Regions from separate parts of the Homo sapiens genome. Here regions 1, 2, 3 and 5 are each linked to region 4. Evidence: read pairs that join two places in POLR2A ChIA-PET (ENCODE). Cell type or tissue: MCF 10A. All regions are shown on one strand.

The links. Peaks named below come from ENCODE experiments on the same cell type or tissue, not always from the same donor. Only the 100,000 strongest peaks of a DNase experiment are listed, where the experiment ranks them.
Region 1: POLR2A ChIA-PET joins it to region 4 with 28 read pairs; 4 of 35 experiments call an interaction of 5 or more read pairs at or near these places.
Region 2: POLR2A ChIA-PET joins it to region 4 with 17 read pairs; 4 of 35 experiments call an interaction of 5 or more read pairs at or near these places.
Region 3: POLR2A ChIA-PET joins it to region 4 with 14 read pairs; 3 of 35 experiments call an interaction of 5 or more read pairs at or near these places.
Region 5: POLR2A ChIA-PET joins it to region 4 with 26 read pairs; 5 of 35 experiments call an interaction of 5 or more read pairs at or near these places.

The regions. Positions count from the first base shown.
Region 1 is chr18:26,754,632-26,759,631 of GRCh38, reverse strand. No RefSeq gene overlaps it. Among named protein-coding and RNA genes, the nearest start is that of PCAT18, 53 kb to the right of the region's middle. In MCF 10A, no CTCF peak of the experiment used is centred here; a DNase peak (open chromatin) is centred at 2,851.
Region 2 is chr18:26,744,742-26,749,741 of GRCh38, reverse strand. The region is part of intron 1 of LOC124904272 (a long non-coding RNA gene); the gene reads left to right. Among named protein-coding and RNA genes, the nearest start is that of PCAT18, 44 kb to the right of the region's middle. In MCF 10A, no CTCF peak of the experiment used is centred here; DNase peaks (open chromatin) are centred at 2,751 and 3,051.
Region 3 is chr18:26,721,209-26,726,208 of GRCh38, reverse strand. No RefSeq gene overlaps it. Among named protein-coding and RNA genes, the nearest start is that of PCAT18, 20 kb to the right of the region's middle. RefSeq lists enhancers at 3,655-4,154, 4,155-4,656. In MCF 10A, no CTCF peak of the experiment used is centred here; a DNase peak (open chromatin) is centred at 2,008.
Region 4 is chr18:26,653,532-26,658,531 of GRCh38, reverse strand. LOC102725227 (a long non-coding RNA gene) reads right to left here and starts at 2,801. Exons shown (of 3, transcript XR_935311.4): 1 at 2,698-2,801. It also overlaps a transcript of KCTD1 not described here. RefSeq lists silencers at 1,166-1,355, 1,366-1,605. In MCF 10A, CTCF peaks have their summits at 1,419 (motif pointing right) and 2,540; DNase peaks (open chromatin) are centred at 1,401 and 2,301.
Region 5 is chr18:26,762,684-26,767,683 of GRCh38, reverse strand. No RefSeq gene overlaps it. Among named protein-coding and RNA genes, the nearest start is that of PCAT18, 62 kb to the right of the region's middle. In MCF 10A, no CTCF peak of the experiment used is centred here; no DNase peak of the experiment used is centred here.

The DNA of each region.
Region 1 (5,000 bases), 100 kb before region 4:
CTTGTGAAGGCTGCCATCCAGAGTAATGCAGAGAAGTTGATGTGCTCTTTAAGCTCTAGAGTCAAGTCCAGGCATCCATATTTTTTGTTTCTTAGGTAATGATTCTACAGTGAGGCCAGAATCAAGAGCTTCTTCCATGTTTGGCCCAATTCTCTACTGTATTTGGTGCCTGTATTTGAAAAATTAGAAAGCTTTTGATTGAGAAATAGAAAGCAGAAGAACTTACAAAGCATGTCAGAAAGACAACACCAGTGTGTCTATAACACCAAATGAACCTGCTTATCCTTAGTAAGGTGGGTTCAGTTAAAATTGAGGATCGCAAACTTAATGCACATTGGAATCACCTCATGAACGGTTTTAAATCCTGATGTCCTGCCATACCCCACACCATGTAGGTCAGAACCTTAGGGAGCAGGACCCATGGTGTTCTCCCGAGAAGGCTCCCAGACTTGTTCCTCTTCCACTGAGTCAGTTTCCTTTCACCAGATGACCAGATGTCCAGGCAATTGCCAAGTGCGGCAAGGTTGAGAACTACCAATTTAGGATCATTTCCTTTTGCCATCTAGCCAAGCAAGACATTTTGAATCAAATCCTTTAATATGCAATAGACCAGGACTTAAGGGAGTACAAAAGAGGGCCATTTAGTTCAAGGTGGTGGGTAGGGGAGAGGATAGGGAGAATGGGAGTAAACGAGCAGCTTCCTAATGACAATTCCTAAATGGAATGTTCAAGGTGGCCATGAGCAGAGGGTATCCCAGGTACAGGGAACAGCTTGAAGGAGCCAAGAGGTGTGAAAGTCCATGACACATGAAGCCCTTCTCTGTGCTGTAACACCCAAGAGAACAGAAATGGGGCTGAAAGTAAACCCCCAATTAGGAAGTGATGGCTGTATCCAAGGGCTGGGCTTTTTCCACCAGAAAGGGGCATGCTGAACATGCAAGGGAGTGCTTGGAGCAATTCTGCATTTTAAAGAGGGGACTCTGGCAACATCTTGACTGAATTTGAGGGTCATAAAGCCTAACTAAAAGGAATCTAAGAGAGAAATTACTAGGACCAAACTAAGCCTATGGCAACAGGAAGAGAGTAGAGAAGGATAATTGGAGATCTTAGGGTGTGTGATTTGGTGACTTATCCAGCGTGTCCTGACTTTCTGGGTTAAGCAGCAAGGCAAATGAATAGCGGTGTGTGAACTGAAGAAGGGCATATCTGAGAGGCTCTGATCCCAGGAAAAATGAAGTCTGTCTGTGCACCTTCTTGGAAGAGCATCCTAATTATCATAGTTATAACATGTGAAGGGTTTTCAGAGGCATTCCAGGGCCTGGGACTCAGCTACTGTTGGCAGGACTTAGCTGAGTGCCTCCTCAAGCCATGACTCTAAAACTGGACAGCCATTTTGGGTGCCTGCTGGAATTCTTGATTCTATTTTAGGATGATCACTCTCATTTCATCCAGAACTCAGATGAGCCCAAGAAAAACTCATCCTTCAGTGCTTGCTGGAATATAGCTTTACATCCCATTCTCAACCTCAGAGTTCCAGGACCAGGGCCCCTGCAGTTCCAGTCAAAAGGGAGGGCTTGGACTCATTATGATCCCCAGCCCAGGGGACAAGCAGGAGGCCTAACAGGCTCTGCATCACAGATGGGTCCATATTAATTCTATGGCAGTAGGTGGCTCTGACAAAGGAGAAGGAAAATGGGGAGGTTAAGGACCCTACACCTAAACCTTTAGATCATTCTCCAAAGCCTGGATCTCTGGAGGTGAGCTGCATTAAGCTGACTTGAACTGAATCAGACCATACCAGGCCAGTCAGTAATACTGCATCACCTGGAGGGCCTCACCCAACACTCTCCTCTGGGAAAACGATGAGAATGGTGATGTAAAATGCTAGAAAGTGAATTAACTGCTCCCCAAACTTCATGCTATTTTAACATTCTGTGGTCATGTTGTTTTTTGTTTTTTGGTAAACTCTGACAAATGCTTAGAATTTTGTCAAAACAGACTGAACTGCAATCATGCTGCGTTACACTGACATTATTCACACTTGCTAATGATTAACTCTCTTTGACACTGTAGCGTTGTAGAAGGCACAGTTGAACAAACAGCTTCAGGGGGGCCAGAAATGAGTTACACGAGACTGAGCCAACTGACTTGGAGGAGCTCCAGTGCTATTTGCCTAGTTTAGACTTGTCCTAAGGGGCATTTCCATTTGGGGACCTGAAGTCCTGGAATTCCTTCCTCTTCCTGGTTCAACAAAACTCTAATTTATTGACCTGCAGGGCACAGTCTAAGACATCTGTTAAGTTTGGCATTTCCTTGACCTGTACAGAGAATTCTGTTGAGTAAAAATGGTTTGCCTTTTTCATTCCAGTTTTTGTAGTGTGTATGCATCCCGACTCTGATCTAAAGGAAGTACCTTCGTATAAGCCCAAGAAACAAAAGGGTTTTGCTTCTTTTGCATCAAAGCTGCTCCTTTTGGAGCATCACCTCAATGCAGTCTTCTCTTTTCAGTGTGACAAAACTTTGGATAAATATCCAAGAATCCTTCCTTTACTACACAAGGAGAAAAGGAGAAAGTGTATTGAACAGCATTTTTTGTGCTTGGCATGAAGAAAATCAGTCCTGCAAGAATGTGAGAAAATTTTGGTATATAAGCCAAACAATTGCTTCATGAGCACTGCCTAACAGCTCATGTTCACCTTGGAAGAAAAAGGTAATGAAACATAAACAAGCTTTGGAACTAAGGAGAAGGAGCAGAAATGCTTACAAAGCTCCCACCCTGCACAGGCGCCAGACACAGCTACTGACAGCCCAGGCAATACTTGGCAGGTGTCGGAGATGGAGGAGAGAGGCTAAAGGTGATTCATTCTCAACTCCAAATGAGAGGTCCCCTGGGTAACACTTAATATTGCTTCATCTCTGATTTCCTATCAGCTGCCTTTGCCATAATGGGAGATGTCCATGGGAATTAAACTGAAAAGAGGCCTGGGGTTAAATCTCTATAGTGCTTCTGTCAGCTAAGGAGAGAGAGATGGGAAACTTGCACAAGGGCTGGTGGGCTCCCCACCCCTCCTTTTTACCAGGAACAGGCTCCCCTAACTTAAAAAAAAAAAAAAACAAAAAAGCTTTTATCCCAAAATCAGATATTTATTTTTTAGCATATCCAGATCAAAAGGGGAAATAATTCCAATTTGTTTATAGAAAATGTAGACATGCCCAGGGGTTATGATAAATTGAGATCTAGACTTCATGTGGGATTTGAGGCTGCCCAGCTTACAATAATGCTAGACTGTTTGCAGTGTCTTTAATGCAATGTCCTCAGACCTTTCAAAGCCAGTATAATTGAAAATCGTAGGCAGGGGAAGATTAAGCTGTTTGATCAAGGATAGGAAGAGATACTTTTTCATTGAAGTTTAAGAGGAGCCAGGAAGTTGGGGGGAAAAGGCAAAAAGTAGACTTTTGTCTATGCATAAGAATTTCAGTAGTGAACACATAACACTATTTATGTAAACTTAATAATCTAAAATGTGAAATATTGCTTAATGTTTGATGAAAAAAAGGAAGCTATTTTCTTATTTTTCTATACTTAAGTATTGAAAGAAAGCAAAATATATATTCTTAAAACATGTGATTATACATTTTTGGCATGTTTCTAAAGTACACGATAGAGTCCATTGAGGAAGAAGAAAGAGAACCTGTTTATGGTTCCCATTAAATTAACTAACAATAATCAGAAGTATTACACTTGGTAGAAGGTCAAAGATACTGCCCCAGTGAGTCATTTTCTTTCAGATTTCCAGCAGTGGCAATGAAATACATTGACTTGCCGTACTAATTTTTTCTATAAACAGCTACAAAGACTGGGGTGCAATCTACAGTTAGAGAGAACAGCTAAGTGGTGCTTGCCCAGATCTGAACCATCAGATTGGTTTTCATGGGCATCCTTAACTATACCAGAGTCATCCAGCAAAACAGAGCAGGACATTCCCTCTGTCTCATGTCGTTTTGCTAATTGAATGCAGACTAGTGTCAGGTCCTTCTTAAATTTATCCTAAACCCTGTAGCCATTTGCAGTAGTAAGGAAGGGTTGGAAGCCAAGATTTATTTGACTTTAAGACTTCTTTCAACTTTTTATGTTCTGCCCCAAATAGCAATTTTATGAGAGCATTGACAGGGAACTCAGGTGGGATCAAGTTTGGCTACAAAACGAATGAAAACAATGAAGAATCTGGTTGTGAAAGTAACAAATGTATATGAAAAATCCACACTTGTATTGGTTTGCTAGGACTACCATAACAAATTCCACAGACTGGGTGGCTTGAACAACAGAAATTTATTTTCTGACATTTTTGGAGGATAGAAGTCTGAGATCAAGGTGGCAGCAGGGCTGGTTTCTTCTGAGGCCTCTCTCCTGGGCTTACAGATGGCCGCCTTCTCACTGTGGCCTCACGTGGCCTCTGCTCTGTGTATATCTATGTCCTAACCTCCTCTTCTTATGAGGAGGTTATATTATATTGGATTAGGTCCCACCATAATGACCTCATTTTAATTTAATTACCTCTTTAAAGACTATTTCCAAATACGGTCACACTCTGAGTTACTGGGGGTTAGGACTTCAATTTATGAATTTCAGAGGACAGAATTCAGCTTATAACAACAGTTAAACATGCTAGTATCCCCACAAGGGACCACTGCAAAGAAGAAAGGGAAGCACAGACTCAGAAACTTGAAGAACTGCATGGGGTTTATTTGAACAATTCAATCTGCCACACATGTAGCTAAAAGTTACCTGCATTTGAGATGAAAAAATTCTAGTCCTGCTTTCCACCCCCCACAGAAAACACCCTAAATTCATCCCTGAAATGTTGTTAGATGGTTTCAGAACTAAACAGGACCACAAGAAATCATGCTGCATCCTTTCTACAGGAAAAGAAGGTAAGTATTTGTTGATCTGTGAGGGTACCTTCTGTGGCCAATGAGAAACATGGATGCCACTTGGCATA
Region 2 (5,000 bases), 91 kb before region 4:
AGGAAAACACAGACTTCCGAAATGCAAAATATGGAGTGACCTACAAGAAACTAACTTGCTTCTGAAACAAGTCAATAGCATGAAAGAAAAAAAAGGGGGAACTGCTCTATACTAAAAGAGATTGAAGAAGTATAACAAATTAAATACATTGACCTTGTTTAGCTCTTGATTTAAATTACCAACCATAATAGGGCCGGGCACAGGTGGTGGCTAACGCCTGTAATCCCAGAATTTTGAGAGGTTGAGGCAGGCAGATCACCTGAGGTCAGGAGTTCAAGACCAGCCTGGCTAACACAGTGAAACCCCGTCTCTACTAAAAATACAAAAATTAGTCAGGCATGGTGGTGCATGCCTGTAGTCCCAGATACTCAGAAGGCTGAAGCAGGAGAATCACTTGAATCCAGGAGGCAGAGGTTGCAGTGAGCCGAGATGATGCCATTGCACTCCAGACTGGGAGAAAGAGCCAGACTCCATCTCAAAAAAGAAAAAAAAAAAAAAGACCAACCATAAGAAAGCACAAGAAAATTGGAGGAATTAAATTATATGTTGGGTATTATTACATGATACCAAAGGATTCTTATTTTGCTGGACGTGATAATGGTATTTTGTTATACAAGAAAGAAAACGTATTATTTAGAGATAAGTACAAACTGCATAGGGTAAAATATCATGTTTGGGACATGCTTTAAAATAGTTCTGCAAGGGAAACAAAACAAAAAGAAAAGGAATATTTTTAAAGGGCTAAGAGAAGTAAATGTCGTTAAGTCCTGGTAATTGATTAATCTGGGTAATGGGTATATGTGGGTTCACTATACTGTATTCTCTACTTTTGAATAAGTTATTAAAAGATTTTAGTCCAACTACAAGCTGTTTTCAGAAAACAACTCTAATTGCTTCTCAGCCTTTTGGCTAAGACCAAGTGTAAAATACACCTCTAAAGACAATCAATTACAAAATTTCAAAATAAAATGATAGAAAATACTACACACAATAGCAACCCAGAGAAAGCTGGAAAAACTATATTCATATCAGACATTATTTAACTTTTACTTTAAGTTCAAGGGTACATGTGCAGGTACATTACATAGGTAAACTTGTGTCATGGGGGTTTGTTGTCTAGATTATTTCATCACCCAGGTATTAATCCTAGTACCCATTAGTTATTTTTCCTGATCCTCTCCCTCCTTGACAACTAGATCTTAAAGCAATAAAACAAACAAAAAAATATTTGGGAGGAATAAAGGAGGTCATCACATAATGAGAAATTAATCAGGGGAAAAAAATCCTGAACCTACAGGTGCCTAATAACATGTCTCCCAAAGTATATAAAATAAAAATTGGCCAAGGTATGAGGCACACTACCAGGCATAGTAGAAAGTTAGAATACATTGTGGTGGGTTGAATAGTTACCGCTCCTCAAAAGATATGTCTAAATCCTCTAAGTGGTTTTTTGTTGTTGTTGTTGTTTTTTCTTATTTGGAAAAAGAGCCTTTGCAGACATGATTCAATTAAGGATCTCCAGATGGTATTATCCTAGATTGTTTGGGTGGGCCCTAAATCTAATGACAAGTGTTTTTATAAGAGACAGAAGACAAGGCACAGACACAGAGGAGAAGCCGTATGAAGATGAAGGAAATGACTGGAGTTATGAGCCAAGGAACGCCTGGAACCACCAGAAATTGGAAGAGGGAAGAAAAAAATCTCCCCTAGAGAATCTTGTTCAGAGGGAGCGTAGCCCTGCCATCACCTTGATTCCAGACTCTTGTCGTACAGAACTGTTAGAGAATAAATTTCTGTTGTTTTAAACCACCAAATTTGTGGGAATTTTTACAGGAGCCCCAAAAAACTAATACATGTACCTCTCTGCATAGTTGGTAGATCAAGCCAACAAAAAGTAATAAAAACATACAAAAGATTTCAAGAGCATAGTCAAGCAGTTTTTATCTAATGAGCATATAAGCAATCCTGCACTCAATTATTTGTTAAAATATCCCTTATTTTTCATTGCACATGAATCATCTATATAAATTTGAGTCATATTGTAACAAAATAATTTGTCAATATTGTAGAGCTGCAATCATTTTTATCCTCTAAAAGAGCAGGTGCATTGCCCAAGTATGAGGAAAATTGGCTTAGAACTTTCTGACCTTTTAGTATCCTAGAGACAGCTTGTCTTTTTTTCTGCTTAGGAGAGAATATAGTTCACTAATTAGCCACAGATAAACAACTACAACCAGGCTCTTAATTTTATCTATTTTGGATGACTCTTACAGGAATTAAAAATTTCAAGGACACACAGATTCCATTGCCATTTCAAAGTAAGCATTCATGTTACAGTCATTGTCATCATTACTGGCAGGATAATTACTCTTAAAGTAACAGTCCCCAGAAGCAAGAAGTTGCCCCCCCGCCCCCCCCGCACCGTGCCCCGCCCCGCCCCCGTGTTGCTCATCAGCCCTGAGGCTTCATAAGTAAATACACACAAAGTTAACATGCTTAAATAAATGTTGCATGAATCAGATCGTGCATTTTATATGCCTCTCACAAAAAAGAAGTAGGTTAACAAGTATAACACAGTGAACATCCAGGGAAAATAAAATAAAATAAAAGTAATTTTCAGAGAACAGCCCTACCTATCCTTCTTATAGTATACCAACAAAAAACAACAATCAAAATACAGCAACATGATGGGAAGATACTGACAATATAAGCTGCCTTTTCCTTTCTCCTTGAATTGCATCATTCATACCGTTACCTCCTCGGGGCAAGGACTAGGTTATTATTTTTTGGCACAACTCTATTTAACCATGCAATGCGTGTGCACTTCCAGTTTGTAGAAATATTAGATAATTTTATTAAAAGAAAAAAATCTTCACACTTTTGCACCCTATTGTGTCTCCTGGCCCCCAGCAAGGAAAGAAATCTTTAGAACTGAATCCAGTTTGGAAGAAGGGATGTTTGCCTAGTGAAGCATAAAGTATGTCCTAGGATATCTGGGAGAAAGGTCACTGTACCAGGGCTTCCATTTCATCAACTATACACTGTCACGGCATTTCCTGGAGGGATTATGTAATGTATTTGGACAAAGACCTCTCTGGTTGCCCACTCTTAGTGAAAAGTGAGCTTTGGAAAGAACAGTTAAGGCATAAAAACACAATTCCTTAGGGCAGCTTTGCAGACAGAGCCAAAATGTCTCATGACCCATAAAATACTTTAAGTTCTAACCAGCCCTACCACGGAGAGTGTCAGAATCACATCGAACAGCGTGAGCCACATCTGCCAGCAGACGTCACATGATGGGTTCCAAATTTCAGTTTAATGCTCATTCTTCCTCATATTGTGGTTTCTTTCTGGACTACATTGATTTCTTTTCAATTGTGACCTAGGCAGTTTGCATGGATGCCTTACGTGGGTAAAATGTTACCTTCTGAAAAGCCATCGAGAATATTAGGTAACATCAAATTCCTTGTGCCAGATTTTCAGAGGAAAAAATATATGGTGTTCTAATTGCCCTTTCTGGAAACAATGATTTAAAATTTTCTTTTTCTTTCTGAAGGGGTCATCCCAAGCTATCTGATGATAAGCTGATGTGTTAATGCTATTCCTTGATTTGCAGGAACAAAGCAGTTAGAGCCAAAAATCTTAAGTGAATTACAGCATGTAAATGTCTCCTGAATAAAGAGAAGCACATTCCTTTTGGAAGTAGACATCGTAAGCCAGGCGATGTTAATGAGTGAAGAGAAATGCTTAGAGCTTGTGCTGGGAGAGACAAGTCCTGCAGTAAAAGGACTTAGGAGTTGCCCTGTCCCTCTGATGTTCCCTGGATCTGCAGCTGTAGAGCTTCTCCCTGGTTACTCCTGTATCTGGATCATTACAACTTTCTTCTCCAGTAGATTCTCCATATCACTGCCAAAGGCTGTCTTTTCCTCATTGTTTTCAACTACCCACACATTTCTGGGACTCTACAGCCATTTTCCATTGCCCTAGGCAGCAAGACTTAAGCTCTAAGAAATTCAGCCCTGACAGTCTCCGAAGACTCTACAACCAAAATACCCTATGCTTCAAAGTCTCCCAAGGGCCCTCCTACATGGTCTTTATTCCTTTGTTTTCTCCCTTCCTTTATTTTCTAACCCTACTTCCCCTCCCCCCATAAGAAAACGGAGAAGATACACAGTGCTCTACCAGTTATGCTGAAGTCACACTGACCCCACGACACCAGCTCATAGGCTCACCCAGCCCTCTCCAAGGTAAACAGTGCCTGAGCCCTTCCTGTCCTCTTTGGCAGCTTCATCAGCCACCTGAGAGCTTTCGCTGCCCAGTGCCTGCTTCCTTGTTCTCTGTCATACACCCATCTCACCCCCATCCCACTGTGTCTCCCTAGTCTTTGGCTTTTTAGTGGGTGTCAACCAGAGTGCCAGGTGGTATACACATTCATCAGATAAACATGGTTTATCTCCCGGGGTGACCATTTTTCTCAAATTGAAGATGGGTGGAATGAAGGGAAAGGAATTAAGTAATTTGTCTAAGTCATCTGAAACATAATTTTTGTATTAAAACAAACACGGATGTGTTATGGAGTAGAATGCAAAATCTACATTACTTTTTAAAATGAAAATGAGACTTCAAAGAAGTTTAGCATCTGTGGAGGGTGGCTTCTGGCAGCACCAGTAGGTCTCTCCACTTGTACATTCTCACTTTCCTCGACCTGAGGGGCCAGCAGAGACACCGGAAAACACGTGCCAAAATCCCAGGCTGTTCTTGACTTATTAGTCAATTTCTTCCTTCACCGATTTGAGCACCTACTATGTGCTGGGCCCTGTGAATATAAATATGATTTAAACAAGCCCCTACCTTCAAGCAGCTCACAGTCTAGCAAGATTAATGCAAATAACCAGCTCTAACAGAATGTAATCACTTTTACAATAAAGGTATGTGCAAAATGTTATGGTATCATATATAACATAGCAATTAACCATTTCAGACAGAACAGAGGAAGAACT
Region 3 (5,000 bases), 68 kb before region 4:
AAAGATAGGCCATCACTACACATTCTACAGCTATTGAAAAGATAATAGGGGAATATTATGAATTTCATGCCAATAAATTTGATAACTTAGATGGAATGAAAAAATTCCTTGAGATGCAAACCTCATTCAAGAAGAAATCAATAATCTGAATGGCCCCTTCACAATAAAGAATCAAATTAAATTATTAAGTAAATTTAATTCATAGTTTAAAACTTTTATATGAAGAAAACTCCAGAAAACTTCACATAAAGAATTCACTGATGAATTATTCCAAACATCTAAGAATTAAATAATACAAATTCTACACTCAATTTCTCCAGAAGAATAGAAGAGAATGCTTCCTATTTCATGTTATGACATCAACATTACCTTAATACAAAAACCACACAAGATATTATCAGAGAAAATTACAACCAATTTTCTTAATAAATATAAACATTAAACATGTTAACAAAGTTAGAGAAAATCAAATCCATCAATACATAAAAGGGATAACACCTTATAACCAAGTAAAATTCATCCCGGGAATGCAAGATTTAACATTAAAAACCAATTGATGTAATCATCATGTTAATAAATGCAAAAAGAACAACCACAAGTTCATCTCAATAGATTCAGAAAGAGAATTTGACATAAGTCAACATTCATTTATGATAAAAGCTCTCAGCAAACTAGAAATAGAAGGAAACTTCCTCAACTGGATAAAGAGCAGCTACAAAAAGCCTACAGCAAATACTATCCTTAATGGTGAAAGACTAAGTACTTTCACCCTAAGATCGGGAACAAGGTGGATTTATTTTTCTCACGGACTGGGAGAAAATGCTTGTGAAATATATGTCAAAAACAAAACTCAATAATTAAAAGACAGGCCAACTTAAAAACAGAACAGGGTTGGGTTCACACCTGTAATCCCAGCGCTTTAGGAGGCTGAGGCGGGAGGAGGCCAGGAATTTGAGACCAGCCTGGGAAACAAAGTGAGACTCTTTCTCTACAAAAAATTAAGAAATTAGTCAAGCATGGTTGTGCACGCCTGTAGTCCCAGCTACTCAGGAGCCTGAGGTCGGAGGATCGCTTGAGCCCAGGAGTTCAAGGCTGCAGTGAGCTGTGATCACACCACTGCACTCCAGCCTGAGTGACAGAGTGAGACATTGTCTCTCTTAAAAAAAAAAAAAAAAAAAAAAAAATTAACGAGAAGAAAAATGACAAAAAATTAGAATAAACACTTCACTAAAGAAGATCTATAACTGGCAAATTAACACAGGAAAACATGCTTACCATCATTAGCCTTTAAGGAAATATATATGAAAACCATGAGATACCATGCCACACTCATAGAATGGCTAAAATTTAAAAGACTATGCTGACTAGGATGATGACAAGGGAAGTGGAAGAACTAGAACCATCCATCATACATTGCTGGCAGAAATACGAAATGGTAGAGCCACACTGGAAAACAGTTAAAAAAATTGTTTTAAAGAATGCATATACCATATGACTCAGTAATCCCTTTCAGGTATTTATCCAAAAGAAATGAAACTAAATGTTTTCACAAAGTTTTGTACTCAAATGTTTATAGCATTCATCCCAGGAATGCAAGATTTAACATTCAAAACCTTCATGTGAACCAAAAACTAGAAACAATCTAAATACTCATCAACTGTTGACCAGATAAACAAACCTCAGTATGTTCATATAACGGACCACTACCTAGAAATAAAAAGGAACAAACCAATGATACACACAACAATATGGATGAATCTAAAAAAAGGAAGCCAGACAAGAGAAAGCAATTACAAAGGACCACACGCTGTGTGATTCTGTGTAAATAAAACTCTAGAAAAGTCAAAACTCTACTGACAAAAGGCAAATCAGTGATGGTCATGGGTAAGAGGTAGGAGGAGAGGAATGCCTATAAAGCAGCACAAGAGAACTTTTTGGGGCGATAAATTTTGCTGCTGTAGACATTTACGTAGACGTTTTTGTGTGAACATGTTTTTGTCTTGGGTACACCCCCAGGGAAAGGAAATTACCAGATTGCATAACTCTATGTTTAACTTCTGGAGGAACCATGTCTCTATCATGATTGCAGCAGTGGTTACACACTGTATACATTTGTCAGAATTGTACACTTACATTACAATTAAGTGACTTATTGAATTGTCCACTTAAAATTGGTCCATTTTCTTCCATATAAATTACACCTCAGAAAAGTTAATTTCTTAAAGCAAAAAATACGAAATTAAACAAAGAAAAAGAAACTATTGTAATTAATCCTGGATTACACACTTTACTAAAGTACAGTGCTCAAATTGATAAGATGCAGCCAAATTTCTACTCACTTTGTGCTGTGTAGACCCTGCTAGTTTCCTGTGCCTATTCTAGAAGCTGTGGTAGAAATATGGCCATTAGAGAGGAAAGGCCCGGGTTTCCCTTCTGGAACCATCATCTACCACCAGATGGGCATATGGCATGTTAGTTGCCTCCAAATCTCCCCTGCTTCAAGAGTCCTCCACCTCCACCTCCAACAAAGAGTACCTTCTCTGAGCATCTCTGGAGCTTCTTCTTCAATCTGATTCTATCTGTTTTTCCTTGCTAGGATTCCTCACAGTTTATGGTCCATGGGAAGATTCCTAGTCTAGTCTCTGAATACATACATGTGTATATATATGTATGAACATGTGTGTGCATATATGTATATGTATGTATGCACACGTATGTGTGTGTTTCTATCATTTCTAATGACCTGGAACAGGGGAACACTGTGTGTGCTTAGTCCACCTTCTTGTAACTCTCAGAGCTTAGTTTCAAATAATGACATAAAGGAGCTGCACAAATGGAAAGCAAATAAAAGGCCTATAATTAAAGCCAGTGTATTATTTCGACTGAGTTGGAAGTCAAACATGAAATTTCTCATTAAGAATTTAACTCTTTCATTAATAAATGTATCTAGTCTGCATATGTCCTATTTGAGGTCTCTCACTCTTCCCAGAAAAGTCCTGAAGTGTATTTACGAAGAACGCCAAAGTATATTAGTGCTGGATTTTTAGAATGACTTATAGATGATAGAGGTAGCTAGATAGATGACTGATTGATAGATAGGGAGACAGATAGATAGATAGATAATAAATAGATATAAATAAAAGGTTTTCTTTCTTATTTTGTTTTTTAAAGGAACATTAAATATACCTATACGTGTTTTTATTTAAAAGCAATGAAACTGCCATCCAGTACATAAGAAAACCCCTCCCCTGCAGTGACCTTCTAAAATTCTGCCTTAAAACACAAATGGAAGTACATTTGACATCATCTCTCAGTCACAAAACACAAATTCAAAATCTCAAAAGATTTTCTTAGCTCCTCTCAGCAAATAGAAGTGGGTTCTCTGCTTCTAGTTGTACAAAATTGCACCACGAACACTCACCGGATGATGTCTGCCCAGTCAGGCCTGCAGTTGCCCTGCCAGAGGTTTTCTCAGGACTGGAGAAAGTGCCAGAGAAAGAATTGTCAGGGAGCCAAAGTCAGAACACCTGAGACAAGAGTGAGTTGCATGGGCAGAGCTGAGTTATACTTGCACTGTGCTGGTATCCAGGTTCCAAAGTGACATTAATTATTCTGAAAGTTAACAAATGAAACTTGCCATGCACAAACGCATCCAAATATCAGATCTAAATGCCAACTCTATTTCACTAACAAAGGAAAAACTGGACTTGGCCAGAATTATGAAACCCTAAAAACAATTTGCAATCATTTCACCATTCTAGCAAATGCTGGACAGCACCCACAACCAGGAGACAAAACCAGAAGGTTGATAACACACACCACTGCCCCACTGCAGTGGCTTATCCTGTTCAGCTGAAAGAAGAGGGCAGTTGTGATCAAGATATTTCCTCAGAGGACTTCCAATGCAATGGAGATGAATGTGAATATGGAGTAATAGAGAGTGACATTCCTTATGTTGTGTCAGTTTTGAAATCCAGATCGATGGAGATATAGATGTCAGCTCGGAGGACAGGCAGGCTTCATTGCCCATGGACATCACACTGCCAGCACCTGTCCACTCAGCAGGTTGTGTGCCTTGAAGTGGAGGAGTACACATGATCTCCTCCTCAGCCTCCCGCCCCGGGCTGCAGCGGCCGTAAAGGGGATGCCTCCTCTCAGTCTGTGTCAGCACATGGAGATCAGTCAGGGGAGACCGCTTATAATTATTTGATGCAGATGGTCACTTCATCAGCATAAACACTAAGCAGCCAGTTACAGGGTGTTGCCCTGCCTCCCCAGCCCTCTTCCTGAGCCGGCCTTCAGGCTATCAGGCAATATATTTTAAGCAAAAAAATAGCCTGCTCATACCACTCTGGAGGCCTCTTTTGTGAGACATGCAGCCATTTCTTTTACGAAATCCTAAAAGAGTGACAAGTTTCTGGGTTCATGGGACTTAACGGCCAGATGAAGAGACTCACCTATTCCTAAATAAGGTCATCAGAATGCTTGAAACTTGTAATGAGAGCTGGCAGGCTCCTCAGCTCCCCTTCCGTGGGTTGAGCCTCTCTGTATTTGTGGCAGGTCCTGAATTAGAGAAATGGGCTCTCACAGTGACACTGAGCTAAGGCTTGGTGGTCCACAGCCTCATTTTGACAACTCACCTCCCCCAGCACAAAGAAAGGACCCTGGGGAGCAGGGAAAGCCTAGGGATGCAGGGCTCCAAATTTTAAAGTGAAAAAGAAATGTAAGAGACAAACAAGTCCAGTGGGTTTTCAATATTTTTTAGTAGGATATCTCATTTTGCAAATAACACCACTGAGTGAGTGCTAAAGTATAGAACAGGAAAAGCAAAACTGTTTTAAAGGAGAGTCTGGGGCTCCAGAGCCCCATCCACCTGCCTCCATCCCCATCCCCAGCTGCCACAGAATTATCTGACAAAACCTAGGTCTTCTCACAGAGCAATTTGGAAAACACTGATTAATAGATGCTCTTACTGGGGAGAAGAAACAGAGCCCCAGAGA
Region 4 (5,000 bases):
CACAATCTCCCTGAACAAAGACCTAGAGAGGAAGAACTGATGAGGAGTGGGGGAGGTCAGAACCAGAGTAACAATCTGGGGAAATGTATTTATGTTAGCCTGTCGAGCTCTGTTGAGCACTTCCGTCAAATAATGGAATTATACAACCCCCCCTATAAAAGATACCAGGTGGAGAATAGCAAAGAGAAGGGAGGAGGAGGTGAGGTGTGTTCAGAAGGTTGATCAAATAAAACTGAATGGTAGGTCCTTGGCTACACCAAATGTGGGTTTTGTTTTCTTTTAATTTTGCCATTAAAAAAAATGCGGTGTCACTCCTTCAATCTTTCTACAATTCTGCATGGTTGAACATTTGAAATGAGTTTGTGTATCACCCTCAGGCGCTGATTCAGACTTGATTGGGGCAAAGCAGACTGCATGTGCTTATTTTTATCCACGTCATTTGGGACGTTATGTCGCCAAAGGAACCAAAAATGTGCTGCTCTATTGCCAAATTATCACCTATCCTTTTATCAGACAGGGCGATGATCCTCAACAAGTTGTGCGACCTTAGTGTAACAGCAATGTCAGGTCAACTTGAGAAAGTGAAGAGAGAGCCCTAGACACAAATAAAAAGAAACAACCAACAATCCTTATAATTATCATCATCTGCTGCTTTTCCCTCTTTTGGCAAAGAAACACTCCATCCATTTGCAGAAATCGCCCGCGGAAACGTTACATCAAAACTAATCACAACGATTAAAATCAGCTTTTCTGTGCAAGAGGAGGGTAAAAAGCAAGTTAGAGGCTGGAATGAGACTGTTTTTCCACCAAAAAAAAATCTGGAAAAAAATTTCCTATGTGTATATTTCTCTATACGTATATGTAGAGCTTTATTTTTGAAGGAGATCAATTGTTTGCCCTGTGATCGGTTAATTTGATTTAAGTTTTATTTTGGAGATTGATTTAGACTAGAGGTAGAGGCATGAGCTAATTGTATCCTGATCCTTGCCTTGAGGGGTTTCAAAGCCCTGGAGCAACTCTTCTCTGTATTTTGTTCTGTCTACCTTAGCCAAGCTATTGCATTTCTCTCTGGTGTGGCGAGCCGAGCAGATCGCTGGGAGAGAAATCGGAAAAGGGGGGAGAGGAAAAGGAAAAGGGGACTTGGAGAGAGACTTTGTGCTTCAATGTTTCAGGTAAGATCTGACGGTTTGGGTTTGTTATTATTTGCTAAGGAGGGTATGGCTGGGACTTTGGGCGCAACTCGCTTTTACGCATGTGCCAGGCATGGGGCGAGAGCGCGGCACACTCGCACACACGCCGCCCGCCGCGGCGGGCGACTAGGAATCCGCTTGGACCCGCGGCGGGGCAGGGGCCGCCGCCTCCTCCGGGGCTGCCGCTCCCGGTTCTCGGCTTTCTTCCTCCAGTGGGAGCTGGCGAGAGCAGGGCGGAGCAGAGCGGGCAGGAGGAGCGGGTGCGGCCAGCAGGGGCCGCGGCCGGGGGCCGGGTTTCCGGATCTCTGGGCCGGGTTCCGGATCTCGGAGAGGAGCCGCCGTGGCTCTGGGAGCCCGTGCCAGAGCCGCCCGCCCGCCGCTCCGCGCGCCAGCCTCCCCGCGGCCGCTCCGCCGCGGCTCTCCCCCGCCCTCCCCGAGCCCCTCCCTCCTCCCCCGAGCCCCGCGCGTCCCTTTCTTCCCCGGCGCAAAGCTCCGCGCCCGCAAACCGGCCCCGCCGAGAGCGCCCAGCGCCGCGGGGGCGCCCAGAGCCAAGCGCACATCTCTGCGGGGCGCGCAGGGGGCGGCGGCGCCCGGGGCTGCGCTCCTGCCGGGGGTAGGGGCCCCGCCGCCCCCTTCTCGCAGGCAGCCTCGGCGGCGCCCCCGGACGCCCCGTGAAAGACGCCATTGTGGCGGCCGAGCGGACTGGGGCCCGGGGCGGTTTTTCCTTCCCCCTTTTGCCCGGGCCGGACCACGCCGCTCCCCTTTGTGGGCCGCGGCCGGTGCCCGGCGCTCTTCGTCGCCGGCCGGGCTGGTCCAGATTCGCCGCCTCCGCCCACCCAGGCGCCTTTAAAGCCCCCTCCCACTCCCTCCCATCTCCAGCCCTCCTCCCCCTTTTGGATGCAAACGTTTCATTTATTTTTAAAAAGCTCTTATTCCTCTTCCTCCCCACCTCCTCCCCGGATAAAGGGCACAGCACATGCTCCGGATTAGAAGTCTCCTTGGGAGGCGGGGAGGGGGTGGGGGCGGCGCTGGGACGGGGGAAGGATGCGAGCGCTGCAGGTAATGGCTGTGGCTTTGCTGCGCTCGCCTCTTCCCGGCGCTGCGGTCAGCGCCAAGTCAGGAGCCCGCATCCTTCCCTCCCCTCCTGGCGGCCTAGGTTCCCTTAAAGGGACAGTTTCCCGGCCGCCTCTGGCCTCCGCCGTCTGAACCAGCGCTCGGGGCGCAGAGGTGGGCGGGAGGGATTCAGTTTGGCTCCTTTCTGACCTCTTTCCTCCTCCGCCCCCCCAACTGCCGCCGCCCCCCTACCCACTCCCGCCACCCTTCTTTATTGAATGTGAAGTGTGCTTCCTCTCCCGCCCCCAAGAGGGACCTGGCTGGAAAACAGTCCGCGCCTCCTGGAAAAAGAACGGGGTGGGGGGCGCGTAATGGTGAATTCGCGTTAAAAGTGAGGTCGAGCCCCAAAACATCCAGGAAGAGGAAAGCAGACCTGGGTGCAGGAATCCCTTACCTGCACGCGCGCTCCGCACAGCCGCCCCGCCACCGCAACTTGCGAACTGTCGCGGGTAGACAGTCTGCCTTTGTGCTTTCGAACACTTGCACTGTCGTGGAAATGATTTTCTGGTATCAAAACGTTTTCAGTGACTGTGCTTCGGGGTTCGGCTGGGCGGAAGCCAACTAAGTTAGCAAAGTCGCAAATGGGGCCGTTGGCTTTGTACGTGGAGAATGGCACACCAGAACTGTCCAGGATCCCAGTGGCACTGGCTTCTTCGCTAAAAGGTGCACCGCAGTAGGCAGGAGTAATTTGGTACAAATGTATTACCTTTTAGATAATAGAACTGGCTGCTTTCAAGCAAATCCTTGACTATGCGGTATGTGTGCGTGTGTGTGTCTGTGTGTGTGTGTGTGTATCCTGAGTGGTACTGGGAGACATAACAGTTTAACATATTCTTTAAGAAACGTTTGCCTTCTGTTTTCAATCAACTAAGCTGGCAGCTAGAGATACAAGTTTATTTGAGAATACCCTCTGGGTACCAAGCATGCTTGGATTGTTTTAGCAAATTAAAAATGAGCAAAATGCTTTTACCTTCTCAGCAGTAGACTCCTTAAGAGACCTCCTGTTTTGTGTGTATGTGTGCGTTTTTTTAGAGAAACATTTTCTGTGTATATCTCAAATGTGTTTTTAATGTGGAAAAGGAGAAAATAAAGGATTTTAAAAGGCTGAGGCTGATGCTGTAGAATGATTCATTAAACCTGATTCTGCATCAAGGAATTCACCTACATATATGGGAATCTGTGGCAACTAATAGCCTACTTGGTGAATTTAAAATAGCAGTGGATCCGTTTGTCTCCTGGATAATGGGCAGTGTGCCGATTTATTCCTCGTGTTTGTATTTGTGTGGCATTTGGCTTACTACGAGGGGCTGATATTCAGGAAACTAAAACACTGACTGCAACAGTTTGACTCGGGAGTCCTGCTGCTGCCTGAATGGAAAGAATTGTGAGCAGTGGTTATGATGACAGTAGGTTAAATGTTTACTAATTAGGTTGCAAAGGTGACCATGAAACTTTAAAACTTTGCATCACGGAGAAAACTTCATTGGGTTAGGCTTATGTTAAGAAGAAGGTATCTAATTAGGCAAAAATGTCACACAGCCGGGAAGAAATTTTGAAATGAATTGAGGGTGAAAGATATTTGTCAAAAATCTCCCACCACAGTATGCAAAACGACTGCAGTGATTTTGCTGTATTAATTATGCCTGAAGCACAATATATAAAGTTCTCCAACACACACTAGATGTCTCTCTTCTAGCTGTAAGATTTTTGTGTTTGTAATTCTTTGCCAGGGCTTGCATAGTAGGGGTGCACAGTAATAGCTTGTTTCATATTTACTTAAGTAATGTGATTTACCGACCATTCAACTTACTCTGATGTGAGATATTTATTTTGGGGGAAGCCTTCAGTAATCATTGTACAAATTATGCCACTTAAGTATTAGGAAAGTAACTTCAGTAAGACTTCAACTAGATGATGATGAAAGCGTATTATTCGATTTGCGTTGAATAATGCATTATGGACCTTTTGGCATCAAATTATTTATCCAAAGCAATTTAGGTTTTTAAATGTAAGAGTAATTAGTGACAGATGTATTTTATCAGAGAACTTTCTTAAACTTCCATTTAGCTCTGCATTTAGCAATAACAATTGCTTGCACAAATGCTTTCTTGTCTTAATGTTTCTGAATCAGAGTGATAGTTTTCTACTTCTGATGTGATGTTTTTAGCTAAGGTCTTTTCCCATTTGCATTGCATTTGAGTCATTCAAATGATGTTTGTGAACCATTACTTCACCAACGTTTTTATTTAGTGTTTATTAAACTGCATTTCTGAACCTTCTTTTGGACTGCAGTTTATAATTTCCCAAGCAAACAGAGCATTTATTTGCTCCATCTTTAGGACGAACTATCTTGGGAATAAAAGTGAAATTTTTGGATGCAAGCATGTATGCTTATTTTAATAGCTTACTCATGCAGAAGTGAGACACAACTCGCTCTGGCTTTTCATTCATAAAAACATGCTAGATGTAAATAATGTTTTGCTTGTTGATGAGTTTGGTTTGAGATAACTGAAGAAAACAAAACAGATTATCCTTTAAGCATAATAAGCCTGTGTTCATTAGGTCCATTCATTCATTCATTGAACAAATATTTGTGCTTGCTGTATAGGAACTACTGTGTTAAATGCTGGAGACACAATGGTGAGAAAAAGCATTCAGAGCCTCCAATCTCATGGAGCTTATAGTCCAGACAGAGAG
Region 5 (5,000 bases), 110 kb before region 4:
GATAAAAACTAACCAGGTGCTTCCAATCTTCTGATAAGATAGTCAAAGGGTTGGGATTCAGTCTGTATCCTGCTCTTTAATTCTTATTTAATAAAGATATTTTTTAAATAAAATATATAATCAACAGAGAAACATGATAATCTGTTAATAACAATCTTCATGAACTGGTCATACCTTAAACTCACAGCTAAACCAGCACCTATAAGCCAATGTCAACACCTTATAATTATAGGGAAAATCTGCAGGCAAAAATAAACTCTATCTCGGGCAGTAGACTTAAAGATGGAAACTTATGAAATAACAGCTTATGATAGATCAAAGATGGCCACACTTTTTGTTTTACATTCTTCTCATCAAGAGTTGGCTTATGACCACTCTTGGGCTAGATGTCCTTGGATCTAGGTGGGCTCTGTGGTCATACTTGACCAACAAACTATGGCAGAAGTGACTGTTTCCATTTCTGGGCCTAGGACTTAAAAAGACTGACAGTTTCTTGGAACTTAGCCACCATGCTATGAGGAAGCCCAAGCAGTCCCACAGAAAGGCTACGGTAGAGAGGAAAGGAGGCCCCCAGCCACAACCCCAGCTGAGCTTCCAGATGACAACCAGTGTTAAATACATCAGTGAGCCACCTTGGAAGTGGATCCTTCAAGCACCTCAGCTGGTGCTGTGTGGAGCAGAGATAAGCTATTCCCACTGAGCCCTGTCCAAATGGCAGATATGTGAGCAAAATAAATGACCGTGGTTGTTTTAAGCTGCTAAATTTCAGTGGGAATTATAATGCACAATAGATAACAAAAACACATTTCATTGCTTCCTTAGCATTTAATAAGATTTGAAATTACATAGATACGTGCTTTTATCTTGTTTGTTGTCTGTCCCTCCCCATAGAGTGTAAGCTGTGTAAGGGCAAGAACCATATCTGTTTCATTCATCTCTCTATACCTAGCACCAAGCACAGTCTTACCCAGAAGAGGTACTCAATGAAATATGTGTTAATTTAATAAATAAATGAGAGCAGCATCATGGTTGTATATGCTGCACTCCTTCCTCGCTCCCTAATTTAAGGATCAAAACCACAAATTGGAAAGATTTTAAGCATTTCTCTAATACGTTGAGGTTTTCACAAAACAAAAGAACAGCAACAACTAAAAAAACAATAATTCAGCAAATATTTGACCCCAACCAGTGTGAAAAGAGGACTCACAGGGTCTCTGGTCAGGTGTTAGAGGCCACTGTGCACAGCCCATCAAATTCTGAAACATGGTCATGGTGTTGTAACTCTATGATGCAGAAATATCAGAGAGATATATTACCTCAAAGATACATCTTCTCTGGGTTAAACATTCTCTGTTCCTTCTTTATTGCTCAAACAACAAATGACATCAAGAGTGAAAATACATGGGGTTTGACCCTTGGACAAATTATTTCATATTTTCTGTGCTTTGCATTCAAAGTAGGTAAAGTCACTATGTTAAAAAGCCCTTTTAGTCTGAATTTTATGTTTCTAATGAAATAATAATTGTGAAATAAAAATTAAAATTTTAAGATTTTTAGCTATAAAATGTAATTTGGTTATGAGTTACCACCATCATTTTCTTTTTTTTATTATTATTATACTTTAAGTTCTAGGGTACATGTGCACAATGTGCAGGTTTGTTACATATGTATACATGTGCCATGTTGGTGTGCTGCACCCATTAACTCGTCATTTACATTAGGTATATCTCCTAACGCTATCCCTCCCCCCTACCCCCTACCCCCTTCCCCCACCCCACGACAGGCCCCAGTGTGTGATGTTCCCCGCCCTGTGTCCAAGTGTCCTCATTGTTCAGTTCCCACCTATGAGTGAGAACATGCTTACCACCATCATTTTCATGGTGATGGATGAGTTAATATTTGCGAAGGACTTGGAACAGTGCTTGGCACACAGTTAAGTGCTGTGTACCTGATTGTGTAATAATATAAAATAAATGGGATCATTTTGCACCACCTCACTAGAGTCCTTGGCACCAGCCAACCCTACCTTGCATTTCTGACCTAGACTTGCTGTCCTGCTGTCATACTGCTCACTGCTTCCAAGACACACTGGCCCCCTTTCTATTTTCTAAGCTTTTCCCTCTGCAGGGCCTTGGCACTGGCTGTTCCTTCTACCTGTACAATTATTTTCCTGGGTCTTTCTATGCTTACCTCTTACTCATTCTTCAGATCCCAGCTCTTCTGGGAGGCTTTCCTTGATCACTCTAAATAAGTAAATTATACCCAACCCCGCACCATTAAGTCCCAGCACATCATCCTACTTTATTTTTCGTAAGACTTATTCCTATGTATAATGATCTTATTTAGTTATGTACAACTTTGCTACCTCTCTGTCCACTAGAACAGATGGTTACTAGGAACAGGGACCTGGTCTCTCCTGTTTGTGACTAAGTCTCCAGTGTCTAGGAAAGTATCTGACACTTAGTAGGTGTTCATCAAATATTTGGCGACTTAATGAATGAAAGAAGCCTCTCTTCTGGCTACCTTCTGGTGTGCCAATGATCCTCATGAAATGTAGTGCCCAGTACTGGACTCTGTACACTGGGTCATATCAGACCAAGACTCATTACAAATTCTATAGACATCTACCAGTGCAGCCAGAGATCAAATGAGCTATTTTGGCAAGCGCATTTTAATACTGACTCACATCATGTTTTCAATTCAAGTCCCTGAGCCTTTTTTTCTGCATGCTACTCCTAGACATAGTTTCCCCTTTCTGTATTTATGCTTGTCCACACCTGGCTGATGCCTTTCACTGTTCCCTCTCCACCCAAGCCTAAGGCCATCACAACAGATAAAAAACAGTACAGCAACCATCAGCACAGGAACTGCCCCAGGCTCTGCCTACAACCTACCTCCCCCACCCTCTCCAAGACCTCTCTGTCAACAGATCCCTATCTGGCTGGCTTTGTAGCCAGATGCTCTCTGCCTCCCTAACCTCTTTGGATATTATTTTGTTGAATGGCATGGTCAGCTTTTGGCTAAGCATCTCCCCCAAGACAATACCATCCTGCCTTCTACACAAGTGCAGTGCTCAAAATCCAATCCTCCCTTGTCTGGGGGACAAGAACAAATAGTACTAAGGGGTGTGTGTGTTAAATCCAAGTGTAGGACCTTACATTTATCCTTGCTGAAGTCTGTCTTGTAAGATTTCACTCATTGTTCTAATAGTTCTGGATTTGTATTCAGTCATTCAATAGCTTTGGGAAGCTCATCCAGCTTCACAAAATCAACAAAGGTGATCAGTGTGTCATGAATAATCTCATCCAAGTTACTGATAACAAACATTGAACAGTACAGATTAAATACAGACCTTCCTCAAAGCTCCAGCAAGTTGACAATGATCCATTAGTCAGCAGGATTCAGGAACTGGTGGGTCCATCAGTTGACAATGCTGCCACAACGCAGAATCATCCAATCCACAGGTTCCTTCAAATTTATAAAAGAATTTGCTAAACTGCCTTGCTGAAATTCAGTAGTTTGTTTGCCCATGTAGTTCTTGTGCCATGCTTGCAGGCAGCACAGTTAAGAACTGGAAATACAATACTCCTGTGAGTATTAACTTTACCCTCCTCTACCCATCAGGAAAGAATGTGGCCAGGGGCCAAGGTTCAGGATGGTGTATCTCAAGCCATCTAGACGAAGAAGGGTCCCTGGCTACACCTGCGGGCAATTTACTGCCGGCTCAGACCTGATGGGCTCTCTCCCACCTCTCTGAGAGCTACATAGGGTCCAGATGGATTCCCCTGCCTGCGCTCTTTGGATTTCTTGAGGAAGACAGATTGATCACATACCCATATGGCTGTAGTTCAAAGCAGTGAGTTAAGAGGCAAGGTGCCTGAGGGAGAGGATGTCTTTCTGCCAGAGTGAGAACACAAGACAGCTATAAATTCAAAGTCCAGAGTCCAGACCCAAAAATGCTACCACAGTGGAATAGGAATGGGGAAGCCATTCAGGGAAGTCAGCTCTATCTTTTGAAAACTTTTTGTGCTGTAAAGGAAGGAAAGATAAAGACAAAGATGACTTCCTCTAAAGAAAAGTGGGAAGGCTGCCTCCAATCTGAACTTCCTCTCGCCTCCTGTGTCTAAAAAAAGATGTACCAAAAAGTGGAGGAGGTCAGGAAAAAGCAAACTAATTGTTAAGTATAATATGGCTTGTTGTTTTTGTATTTACATTTTCATGGATTCCCTCCCCCGCCCACCATTTGACTAGGACTTACTAATTAGTGATTGATATATGTCTTTCTTAACACAGAACTCAGCAGCCAAAAGAAAAGATTTGTCAATACCACAAATGCATCATCATTTTAGGTGAGTGGCATGAAAAATGTGGGCAAAGGCAGTCAGAAAATAATCAGGACCCAGAATCTGTAGGTCAAATATATTTCACCCCACTTTCTAAACTATATCCAATTTGGTTCTTCATTAAGCCTGCAAACAAGTAGAACTACTCATTCTCCAAGTTCCTAAAAAACAAACAAACAAAACAACCTATAATGTTTTGTGGAAATAATTTTTCTTTATTCATCAAGAAGAAATAAGCATGAACCTTTTAACTATGTGAACATAGCAGAATCAGACATGCCAAATATCAGAAGGCATGAATTCAAGTCATTTTTTGAAAACATCAATAAAAATATACCTTTATTCATTCTTTCAAAAAATATTTAATGGCATTTACTGTATGCAAAAAAAAAAAAAACAAAAACGAAAACAAGAAAACTTTTACTAAATACTTTGAGGGAGATGCCAAGGCACATAAAAAGTCATCTCTGGCCGGGCACGCTGGCTCACACCTATAGTCCCAGCACTTTCGGAGCCCGAAGCAGGCAGAACACGAGGTCAGGAGATCGAGACTATCCTGGCTAAAACGGTGAAACACCTTCTCTACTAAAAATACAAAAATAAATTAGCCAGGCATAGTGGCAGGTGCCTGCAGTCACAGCTACTCAGGAGGCTGAG